Linked DNA regions of Homo sapiens: regions 1 and 3 are each linked to region 2. Evidence: chromatin contacts called from ENCODE Hi-C or POLR2A ChIA-PET data. All regions are on one chromosome and are shown on one strand. The core of a region is the stretch at or near the end of the contact, and the rest is flanking DNA. Distances in the headings are between cores, read along the strand shown.

What was found. Hi-C counts contacts between places; a loop is a spot of excess contacts on that map. ChIA-PET counts read pairs that join two places held with the same protein, here RNA polymerase II (POLR2A). Pooled maps may share reads with other maps.
Region 1: a loop to region 2 is called in a pooled map, with 3 times the contacts of the local background. The contact joins the enhancer-like site here to the promoter of HELZ in region 2. A Hi-C loop is called at or near these places in 2 of 50 pooled maps. POLR2A ChIA-PET finds 5 or more read pairs at or near these places in 3 of 52 experiments (A549, WTC11 and activated T-cell).
Region 3: a loop to region 2 is called in a pooled map, with 2.8 times the contacts of the local background. The contact joins the promoter of CACNG4 here to the promoter of HELZ in region 2. A Hi-C loop is called at or near these places in 1 of 50 pooled maps. POLR2A ChIA-PET finds 5 or more read pairs at or near these places in 2 of 52 experiments (GM10248 and naive thymus-derived CD4-positive, alpha-beta T cell).

What each region holds. Positions count from the first base shown.
Region 1 is chr17:67,530,319-67,534,151 of GRCh38, forward strand. It overlaps PITPNC1 (phosphatidylinositol transfer protein cytoplasmic 1), which reads left to right. Exons shown (of 9, transcript NM_012417.4): 2 at 2,484-2,632. Among named protein-coding and RNA genes, the nearest start is that of MIR548D2, 61 kb to the left of the region's middle. RefSeq lists an enhancer at 1-47. Within about 2 kb of position 2,238, at least 5 of the 41 ENCODE cell types and tissues checked have a DNase peak (open chromatin) inside an H3K27ac peak, as active enhancers do.
Region 2 is chr17:67,243,363-67,247,073 of GRCh38, forward strand. It overlaps HELZ (helicase with zinc finger), which reads right to left and starts at 1,834. Exons shown (of 33, transcript NM_014877.4): 1 at 1,786-1,834; 2 at 422-477. It overlaps HELZ-AS1 (HELZ antisense RNA 1), which reads left to right and starts at 1,414. Exons shown (of 4, transcript NR_136398.1): 1 at 1,414-1,846. RefSeq lists enhancers at 1,058-2,045, 2,046-3,032 and silencers at 1,362-1,411, 1,512-2,001, 2,552-2,641, 2,652-2,851.
Region 3 is chr17:66,962,909-66,966,708 of GRCh38, forward strand. CACNG4 (calcium voltage-gated channel auxiliary subunit gamma 4) reads left to right here and starts at 1,799. Exons shown (of 4, transcript NM_014405.4): 1 at 1,799-2,223. The coding sequence starts at 2,004.

The DNA of each region.
Region 1 (3,833 bases), core at 988-3,487, 290 kb after region 2:
CTGACCTTGTGATCTGCCCACCTCAGCCTCCCAAAGTGCTGGGATTGCAGGCGTGAGCCACTGTGCCTGACCAACCCTTGGCTTTATAGATGGCCATTTTTCTCTCCACATCATCTTCCTCTATGCCTGCCTGTGTCCCTGTCTAAGTTTCCCTTTATTATAAGGACACCAGGCATTTTGGATAAGGGCCTACCCTAATGACCTCATTGTAACATGATTACTTCTGTAAAGACCCTATCTCCAAATAAGGTCACATTCTGGGTTACTAGGGGTCAGGACTTCACAGTATGTATTTTGCGGGGACACAATTCAACCTTTAACAACATTAGGCAGTATCAGTACTTTGTTCCATTCTATGGCTGAATAATATCCCATTGCATGTAAACATTTATTTTTTGAGCCCCAAGTACAAAGCAACTGTCAGTGAAATCTCCACCCCCTGGGTAGTGTGTGCCCATCTGTATAAGGTGGCATATTGATCTCACAGGTAGAGCTCACAAATCTGCAATGTGTAAACTTTTTCTTATTGTCTTCCTCCTTGAAAGAGTGTTAGCCTTTACGAGCAAAAGTCAAAGCAGTACTGGACTAAGGGAAGAGAAGTCAAGCTTCTGATCCTAAAATTAATTTTAAAAATTGATTTCAGGCTGGGCACTGTGGCTCATGCCTGTAATCCCAGCACTTTGAGAGGCTGAAATGGGCAAATTGCTTGAGCCCAGGAGTTCAAGACCAGCCTGGGCAACATGGTGAGACCCTGTCTCTACAAAAAATACAAAAATTAGCTGGGCGTGCTGGTGCGCACCTGTAGTCCCAGCTGCTCAAGAGGCTGAAGTGGGAGGATTGCTTGAGCCTGGGAGGCGGAGGTTGCAATGATCTGAGATCACACCACTGTAGTCCCGCCCGTGTGACAGAGTGAGACCCTGTCTCAAACAAACAAAAAAAAGAGGATTTCATCTTTAAATTTTATTTTTCCTTTTCCTGGTCTTATCCCCAGTGCTGCCCACTTCCTGCAAGCACAGGTGCACACACACAGGTACGTGCACACATACGCTCACGTTAAAAGCGTTTTCATGTGACCGTTCTGGAGAGGGGCGTGGCACAGATAGGAGACACAGTCCTTCGAGAAGACCCAGACGGCAGCTTGCTTCCATTGTCATGGTTACTGGGCTCGGTCCCCAGGGCTGGCTGCAGACCAGAGCCTTTCAGAGCTTCTTCACACTCCCGTCCCTGCTCCTGCCTCAGAATGAAAGAGAAACCTTCGGGCACATGTGTCTTCTCAGCTGTGAAACTAACTGCACTGTTGACTTGTGCATTTCATCTGCCCCCTTAATTTAAAATCTATTTCTGTCTCTTATGCAGACAGACAGGGGACCCGCATCCCTGCAGATTGTTGGGGAATAACCCCGAGTCCTCATTAGTTTGTTGCAGACTCAGGCCCCACTCCCCCATCCCAGAGGCGTCGGTGGTAATGACCCAGGGTCTGTCTCTAGGAAGGATGGCAGCAGGGTCGCATCGTCCTGCGTCCTGACTCTGAGCAGGGTTGTACCTCATGCAAAAGTTGTTTAATTTCCTCCTTCCTCTCTCCCCCTCCCCTCTCTCTTTTCCATCAAATTCGTTTTGCCACTTCGAAAGTCCACTGGGGGAAGAAATGCCTGCTGGTCCCAGGGTTTTCAGAGAGGCAGGAAGGCAGATGGAACAGCTCATACATGAAAAAAGGACAGAAAATGTTCATATAGTATGTTGCTCCACATGATTATTTTAGGGTAAGACAGGTGACTTTTGGGTCCTTGGACTGGAAGGCTCCACACTCTTCATGGAATTGGATGAAAAGGAGTTAAAAGTACTGTAGGTGGTCCTCGGAGAGGAGCGGCCTTCAGGGGCTCAGATTATGAGCCTTGGCTCCACTCATGGGGGAGCCGGGGCCTCTGGAGCTTTGAAAAGCTTTCAGGTGATTCTAATATCCAGCCACCTTTGAGAACCATTGTTCTAGGGGACAGAGGCCTCCAGGAGAGTTGAGCATTTTGAGAGAGGGAGGATAGAAGAAATAGATGATATCTAATGCTCCCTGTTCAGCAATTTTGCTAATTAGGCAGAAAGCAGGGGCAGAAATCACACACCCTCGGCTGTCTTGGGCCAAACCAAGCAGGACTTTAGCTCCATTTAACCCTGTAGAATGCAAAGGGAGACTCCAGTGTCCCCCTTCCCAAGGTTTGGTCAGCTGCCAAAGCTTACAGACTGCCAGCCACCCGGCCGAGCATTTGCCAAGGTGATGTAAAATATTCACGGGAACACGCCGTCTCGATGTTCTACTCACAACTGGTTCTCTCCCTAGCTCCCGAGGAAAAGTAACATGAGGCCCATGTGGCTGCCTTCTCTTCTCAGCAGAAGGTGCTGATGTTATTAGTGGCTTGCCAAGCTATGGTTGGAGGGGGATGTCAGGGGCACGCTGTGGGGCTGACCTTTCTGTCTCTGACTCTGTTTTGTAGTACAAAATTGGACAGCTGTACATGATCAGCAAACACAGCCATGAACAGAGTGACCGGGGAGAAGGGGTGGAGGTCGTCCAGAATGAGCCCTTTGAGGACCCTCACCATGGCAATGGGCAGTTCACCGAGAAGCGGGTGTATCTCAACAGGTGAGTCATGGCAGCCTGCGTTCTGCACAGAAGCCCCCTCCCACCTGACCCCATGGTGTGACAGTGGAGGCAGTGGGTGTCTGGGATGAAAAGGTCACTTGGAAAGTAACTACGTCCACCGTCTACGACCACCAATCTCATTGTTTTTGAAAACAGAATCTGCCCGAGCGAGGTGGCTCATGCCTGTAATCCCAATGTTTTTAGGAGGCCAAGGTGGGAGGATGGCTTGAGGCCAGGAGTTTGAGGCTACAGTGAGCTATACTCACAGTACTGCACTCCAGCCTGGGGTGACAGAGCAAGACCCTGACTGTAAAAAATATTACTACATAAAATAAAATAAACGAAATGAATCTCCCCCTCCCCACCTTGCATTCTGCAAAATCGTCCTCAACTGCGTTTCCATTAAGAGGAGCTTTCGGCTCATCTTTCCCACGGCTTTGATGACGTGTTACAGCGAAATGTGATCTTAAGAATTCAAGAGCCTGGAAGGTGGAGGCTGCAGTGAGCCATGATCATGCCACTGCTCTCCAGCCTGGCCAACAGAGTGAGGCCCTTGAAAAAAAGAGAATTAAAGGACTTTGTCTCATCCCTTGGTTCAGTGTTAGCTGTAGGAAAGAGACGGTGCTGCCTATATGCTGTGGACAAGTAAGTGCTGGAGGTGGCAATGCACCTTTTGGTCTCAGTAAGATTTTCATTTACTACTGGTGACCACTTGGGTGTCCGAAAAGGGAATGACAAAACAAACAGTCACCTGTGACCAAAGTGGTTAAGATGGCTTCCACTTCTCAAGTGGACCCATCCTTCCCAAGGTGGAGGTTGTCACTCTCCTTTTGGAAGGGAAACACATCAAGGATGACAAAATAGCACTAGTCAAGCGTGCCGTTTCTGCTTTGCAAAATATATTCTTTAATCTCTTGCTTTTTTCTTTTTCTTTTCTTTTCTTTCTTTTTTTGTTTTTTTTAAAGACAGAGTCTCACTCTATTGCCCAGACGGGAGTGTAATGGCATGATCTCTGCTCACTGCAACCTCCGCCTCCTGGGTTCAAGTGATACTCCTGCTTCAGCCTCCCGAGTAGCTGGGATTACAGGTATCTACCACCACTCCTGGCTAATTTTTGTATTTTTAGTAGAGACGGGATTCCACCATGTTGGCCAGGCTGATCTTGAACTCCTGACCTCAAGTGATCTGCCTGCTTCAGCCT
Region 2 (3,711 bases), core at 584-3,083:
GTCCCACAAACCAGGTACACACAAAATCCATATACATAATCACCGGGACTAAACGTACAGTAGGTGATAGACACCAAAACACAAATAAAATTAAGACATCCAAGTAAAGTTACGCAAGAAAATTTGAATAGGCAAACTATAATTATCCCTGGTGAAGATACTGATCAAGAATAGCTGCAAGTAACATTTGGCTCTTAGTTAAGTACCACTATGTTTGAGTATGTTGGAGCAACTGAAAAGATTGGTACATTCAACATATTTTTCCTTTCTAAATCTAGCCCTGCCCATAGACCCACTGACTGAGTGATACATTTGGAAAACAAAGATGGCCCCATCAAATTACTCAGTTTCAGCCTTACTCTTACCAGTTGATTAAAATAAAGAAGGAAAAAAAGGAAATCATTTTTAACTGCAGTCTCACCTTACACATCTCACCAGCACTGTAGTTCATTAGTGATCCATTACTTCATCCAAATCCTGAGGCAAATAGAAAAGATGTTTCCATACAACACCAGTAACAGACATTATCAGTAGCAAACATTTTATCAGCCTGAAGTGAAAGGGCATCTACATTTAAAATGGAAAAAGTTACAAAAATGGTACAGTGTGCAGCTTTGCAAATGAGTCTGGTTTTTGACCTTAAAACATTTCCTTTCAGTAAGGTAAAAGAATAGATTATACAATGCTCTTAAAACTCAAAAACATAATAAAATCATCTTTTTCAACACAGACTGACCTTACTTTCAAAAACATAAAGAAATGAAGGAGAGGAAATTTCATTAATATGAGTTTAAGAGAGAGCAAAATTAAGAACAAACTAGGCAAGACAGACAACTCCTCCCTCCTTCCCCCGCTCCAGGAATCCACTGTCTCTGAAGTTACACTTTTTATTATATTAATGATTTGCCTGAGAAGTGTTAAGTTGTGAGGGAGAAGGAATGACAATTTTTGAACTGCAAACAAAACCTGAGGATCCCGATCCAAGAACAATCAGAGGACCCTGGCTTCCAGCCCTGTCTGAAGATTTCTCAGCAAAGGCGAGGGTGCAGAAGGCTCCAATAATTTAGGGGAGAGGAATCGAAGTTCCCTAGGTAAGACTGCAGTCTGTGAGCCCTTGAAAAGGGTACTGGAGTACTCTCAAGGAATCTCCAGGAAAAGAGAGCCTATCTTTATTTTTGTTGATGTGCTTGTGGGCCAAAGAGCATTTCCGAGGAGGGGGCGGGGAAAGGGGGGAAGAAAGTGAATCTCGGGCCGAGAGCCCTCCGCGGGGGAGGGAGGGGGCGCACGCCTGACCCACTTTTCCCCACGCCCCCGCTCCAGCCCCCACCCCACCCGGTGGAAGTCCGAGGCCTGAGGGGGGGCATCGAGCGGGGCGTGGGAGGCCCGCACGCTCCCCACCCCCAGCCGCGACCCGGAGGAGGGGAACGTGCCGGGAGGCTCGAGTCCCCCTCCCAGAGTGCTCTGGGCCGGAGAAACCTCCCGCAGGCTCCCGGGCCAGGCGTGCAAGGCCCCCTCTCCTGCCAGGGCCCAGGACGCTGCGGGCCCCAGCGGAGGGGAAGGGGACTAAGTAGGGGAAGAAGCTGTAAACAGCCCCAGCGTCCGGGCCTCGCCTCGAAGAGCCGCGCTTCCCAGGCCCAGCCGCGGGCCGCCCAGGCCCCCAGCCTGCCCCGGGGCCGCCGCGCCCGGGGTCCGGGACACCGGAGGGGAGTCGGGTCCCCTCCCCGGAGAGCTCCGGGAGCTCGCGGAGCGGCCCCAGGAGCAGAGAAGGGGGAAGTCAGGACTTACCTGTCATTACTTTCTACGCCATCTTGGATCCACTTGTCAACGTCCCCACAAAGCATTATGGGTAAGAAAGAGCCTTTAAAGTGACTCCCCCCGGCCCCCGACTCCCGCCTCCCGCCGCCGGCGCCGCCCCCTCCGGCCGCGCCTCCCGCCCGGAAAGTTGCCCCGGGTGGACTGCCGACCCCGGCGCCCGCAGCTGGCCCCTTCCCCTCCCCCGGGCTGACGGCATTGAAAATTCACCCGCATTTTTAAAACGTGGCTTTGGGGTTTTCTCCCTTTCTCCTGCCCCGGCCTCCCTGCCCCCACGCCCGGTCCTCTCGCCTCGCCGCGTTCCTGCCCGGGCAGACGCCCCGCGTCTGCATTGAATCAACCCGAGGTTTCCTTGCCGCCCGCGGCGCGGCGCGGAGCTGCTCGCGGATTTATTTGTGCGCGTGGATGTGAGCGTTTCTGCTCCTGCGGCCGCGCTTCCAGGAAGCCCGCGAGCGGCCGGGGTCGCCTTCAGAGGCCGCGCAGACCAGCTCCGCACCCGCCGCCCGGAGAGGTGCCTCTGCCCTGGGAAACCGCCCCGGGGCCGTTGGGCTCCGGGAACTGGGAGGACGCCGTGTCCCCGAGTCCACCAGCGTCGAAGCACGATTTAAAAAAAAAAATTGAGCCAAATGCAACTTTTTACCCCTTGTTTACTCTGTGTCCCGCGGTCTCCTCCTCCGGGCGGGTAACGTGATCCGCGACCCTCTAGGTGGGGACCCCTCCCCTAGGAATGTGGCTCCAGGCTCCGCGGAGCCACCCTGGGAGCGTCCGGGCTGCGGACTGTGACTCCGGGGCAGGTAATCCGGGGCGCCGGCTGCGGGCTCCGGGCGGGGCGGGGCGCGGAGGCAGCCAGGGCTCGGGGGAGGGTCCCGGGCGGAAAGCAGGGTGCGCCAGTCCGGGTCCACCTGGCGGGTCGGGGGAGAACCGCGGGCGCCGCTGCAGCTCGGGAGGCTGGAGGTGGGGACGCCCGGCGTCTCCGGGCTGCGACCCGCTGCGCTGGAAAGTGTGGGGCGCCTTGGCGCGGGCTGAGGTCTCTGACCCGGGCGAGTACCCCCAGCCCGCCGGCCACACTGCTGCCGGGCATCCTCTCCCCGCGACACCACGCCCGCTTTCGGCTGCGCGGGGCGAGCAGCGTACTGACCCCGGCGTCCAGCCGCCCAGGTCCCCCCAGCAACGGAGGCCCCTTGGTCAGCCTCCTCCCGCGCTCTCCGCAGAGCCTCTGGTCCCTGCTTTGCTGTCTTTGGAGGCCTGCTCCAGTTGCTTTTTTTTTTTTCCAAGCAAGTTTTTACAACAAGGAGATACCCAAAAGAAAATTCTCCAAGACAGGAATGCTTGCGAATTGTATTCGGTACAAAATGCTGTTGAACGGCTCTACCTTTAGAAGACCGCAGAAGCACTGGCATTAAAACCCTCTTTCGGTGCACGGGGAGGGCCTGGGGCCTTGGATCTACCCGAGGATTTTACGCTCCTCCAGACCCTATCAACAGCCTCACTAGGAACGTGAACGGTGGCAGACAGGAGCCCTGCCCCTGGGGAGCCAAAAACTCCACCAGGCAATTGTCCCGGTCTGATGAGAAGGTGTAGACACATTAAGGGATTGGCCCCGGGTCACTCGTGAAGGAGGGAACGAGGTAGTGAGTCATTCCCAGCCAAGAACGCAGCGTGCTGGGGAGCAACCTCCCCTGAGTCACCTGCTTCTCACCTCGGAATAAGTGGAGAAACTGGAGCCTGGAGCCAGGTTCTTAGACGGCCCAGCAAGGTAGCCACCAAGGGCATGGGCTAGGCTGGGGGGAGGCAGCGCCCCTCCTGCTGGAAAAGGGAATGCTTGGCCCGTCTGAAGAAGGCTCCAATGTCTCTTTCCAGGGTACCCCAGGTGCTTCTTTTCCAATTCCTCTTTTGCAC
Region 3 (3,800 bases), core at 549-3,048, 280 kb before region 2:
GGAGGAGAGAAGAACTTGGGATTCATTTTCCTGGAGTTTCTGAGAACAGAACCTAGACTTAATCCTAGTGGCTGTTAGGGTTGGAGGTGGGTAACCCTGTTCTGGGTCAGAGCAAACCATCTCACACCTTCTGGTCCACTTAGACATACATTGGGCACCTGCTGGGTGCAGAACTCCAGATCCGGTGGCAGGTGGGTTAAAGTAAATTAGAGATGATGACCCTCGTCCTTTGTGACTTGGAAAGCAGAATAGACACCCCAAGGGCAGAAGGGGCCAACAATCACTGTCACAGCCAGCCTGGTCCTCAGGCTCTGTCACCTTGTGATGTTTGTTTTTTCCCTTTATGTATATGATCTATTCCTCCCAATCAGACTATAATTTTCCAAGTGGCAAGAAACAACTCTCACTCAGCAAACATTTGCTAAGCCCTTACCATGTATGCCAGTCACAGGAAAGGCTCACAATCTTGTGGGACAGAGAACAGTGATTTCAACACGGGGAGTGGGGACCAGGGAAGGTGCCACAAAGAAAGTTAAGCTTCGTCTTGCAAGAATAGCAGCACTCCCTATACCTTTTTCCATATCCTGGGGTCCAGTGCAGCCAGGGATGCCAACAACAGGACCACCTGGACATGTCAAAGGGTGCTGCACCTCCTGATGCTGGGCTCTGAGAACCTCCTGGAGGGAGGGGTTTGGAGCTGGGTCTGGAAGGAGGAGTCCGGACCGGCTCCCTGGAGAAGGGAGTGTGTCCAGGTTGGGATCACGGCCAGCAGCAAAGGCAATTAAGTGAAGCCAGCAGGGGTTGGGGTCAGAGGCTGACAATAAAGGCCAGGGGAGGGAAAGCCGGTTAAGCTCGAGCAGAGCAAAAGGCAAAACGAAATAAAGGCATTGCGAAAGGTTGGGAGAGAAAGGGAAAAGGCTGGCGGGTGGAGTGTTGGAATCTAACACAACTGGAGTGTCCCTGGACTCTAGCAGTAATAGACCCTCAGAAATGTGAGCACAGAGGAACGCCCCATCTTCAATCTCAGCCTTGCCACCACTCTAGAAAGCAGAGACCCTGTGTTCTCCCCAAAGGACTTCTCGCTGTCATCGCCCTTCTCCCTCAACCCCAAGTCAGGGTCCTTCCAGGCCCTGCAAGGGGATCTGGAGGAGCAGGAACCACCTGGGTTGGGGTGGGGCCTGGCCCGGGCCTGGCGTGGCTTGCAGGGTCTGGCAGCTGTGTCCCACATCTGGGGTTTCAGGAATTCTGACCTGAACACGCACTCCCACACTCACCTTCATCACCAGGTGAACAGGCACAGAGGGGAAAGGAGGGACACACCCACCCACGCCCTCCTCCACAAATTAAAGAATCCGCAGGGCCGTCGGAGGGGAGGCTGGATGTCCTGGGCGGGTAAGAGAGGTGGCTGGAGACGCGCTTTCCCTTCGGTCCTCCTGGGGAACACTTCCCTCGGCTTCCTTCACTCCAATAATGTGAATGAACTCTGGGAGAGAGAGAGAGCGCGCGCGGGCGCGGGGAGGGGAGGGGAAGGGAGGGGAGGGGAGGCGAGGGGAAGGGAGGCGAGGGGGAGAAAATCCTGGCTGGGGAGAGAGGGGAGCTCAGAGGAGCGCACAGCCGGGCGGGGGCCGAGGCTCGAGGGGCGGCGCCGAGAGAAACGGGGCGCGGACCCGGAGCGCGGCGGCGGCGGGGGAGGCGCGGAGGGCGCAGGGCGGAGGCGCGGGCCGAGGGGGGAGGGCGAGCGGAGAGGGAGGAGCCCCCGGCCGCCGCCGCCAGCCCGCCCGGCGGCCGCGCAGCCCGCACTCGTCGCCGCGCCTCGGAGTTTGAGCCCCAGCGCTGCCGGAGCGCAGGCACGCCCGGGGCGCGGGGTCGGAGCGCGCAGCGCGGCGCCGCCCCCCGGCCCTCGGCCCCCCAACCCCGGCGCCCCCGGAGCGGCGCGCGGAGGGAGGAGGGCGGGCGGGCGCGGCGGGCCGGGCCGGCGGGCGGCGGACTATGAGGCGCCCACCATGGTGCGATGCGACCGCGGGCTGCAGATGCTGCTGACCACGGCCGGAGCCTTCGCCGCCTTCTCGCTCATGGCCATCGCCATCGGCACCGACTACTGGCTGTACTCCAGCGCGCACATCTGCAACGGCACCAACCTGACCATGGACGACGGGCCCCCGCCCCGCCGCGCCCGCGGCGACCTCACCCACTCTGGTCTGTGGCGGGTGTGCTGCATCGAAGGTACGGCCAGCCCCGACCCCTCGCCGCCCCACACACACACACACACACACACACATATACACACGCGCGCGCGCGCGCGCGCACACACACACACGCGCACACACTGCCCGGCGCGCGGGCCGGGGAGAGGGTGGGCGCGGCGCTGGCTCCGCGCGAGACACAAAGGAGCCGGAGCTGGCGGGCGGGTCCCTTCGCGGCCAGCTGTACATCAGCTCTGGTCCCTCTCGGCTGGGGACCTCCCCAGCACACCGATCCCACAAACTCTCCACGCGCACACCCCCTCGCCCACAGACACAATGAAACACACCGAAACTCAAGCACGCGCGCGTAGCCCGGGACCCGAGCGATCCCCAGGGGCCGCGCCGGCACCCCCGGGGGAGGTGGAGGCTGGCGAGGGGGCGGGAGGAGGCTGGGGTTGGGGGGAGCGGACGGGAGGGGGGGAGGGGTTGCTTGGCAACCGGTGTCTGTGCTATTGCTATGGGAACTGGCCATCCTGGGGCGGGGCCGGCCGGGGGCGGGGCGCGTCGGTGCCGCTGGGCGCTTTCTACAGGCTCGGGCTGAGGGGTGGGGGCAGAAGTAGGGGCAGAAGTAGGGGCGGGGGCGCGGTCGGAGCCGGGGTAGGGGCTGAGTTCCTAGCGGATCTAGGGTAGCTGGGTAGGCCCAGCCCGACGCCCGCCTCGTCTCCCACGGAGTCACCGGCCCGCTCCTCGCTGTGCGGTGGGGTGGTAAGGGGAGCGACACCGAGTCTCCCCCAACGGAGACAGCGACCTCGGTCGCGGCCCCTCAGCAGGGAGGCTGCGGAGACCTCAGTAGGAAACTAGGGTGTGCAGGACCGATCTGCGGACCGGGAACAGACTGGGAGGGGCGTGGTCATCTCGTCGGAGCTGGGCGCTGCGACCCCCAAATGCGACTGGAGGCTGAGTAGTAGGTGTCATGAGGCTGGAATGCTAGGGGACCAGGATTTCAGCCCCGGGACCGTGGGGACAGCTCCCTACTGGGGAGGGGCCTGGATGCCTCCAACGCCAAAATGCGCTCGGCTTCGGCGCCTTCCGGGCGCCCTTCTGCCCGGCTGCGGAACTTGAACTAACAGGTGGCTGGGGAGGGGCCACCTGGTCCCAGCAAGGTTGGGCACAGGTTTGCTGCTTAAGCGTGGCGCTCAGATCGGGGACCGGGTGGAGGGAGTTGGTGGGGGCTTTCCTTTGATTTTTCAAAAACCCTTGGACAGAATTCCTTCTTTTTCGGTAACCTTTCCCCGCGTGTTAACTCCGCCCCTCGGTTGTTCGGGAAGTTCTCCCACACACCTAGCCTTCCTTACTGCAGTTCCAACCCCTGCACAGAGTTCAGCCGCGGTTGTTTCTTGGTGGAGGTTGGCAAGGAGCTCTTAAAACCATAGCCCTTTTCTGGCCGCATTTGAAGTCATCTGAAAAGAGGCTTTGTGAAGCTGGATCTGCTTAGTGAAGTCAACTTGGCCCCCTTTTCCCCTCCAGACCATGCTTGTTCTCATCTCATCGGGGATCCTGCCCACCTCTGTCTCCCACCCCCACTCCCAAAAGAGGCTGCTTTGCCCTTTGCAATTT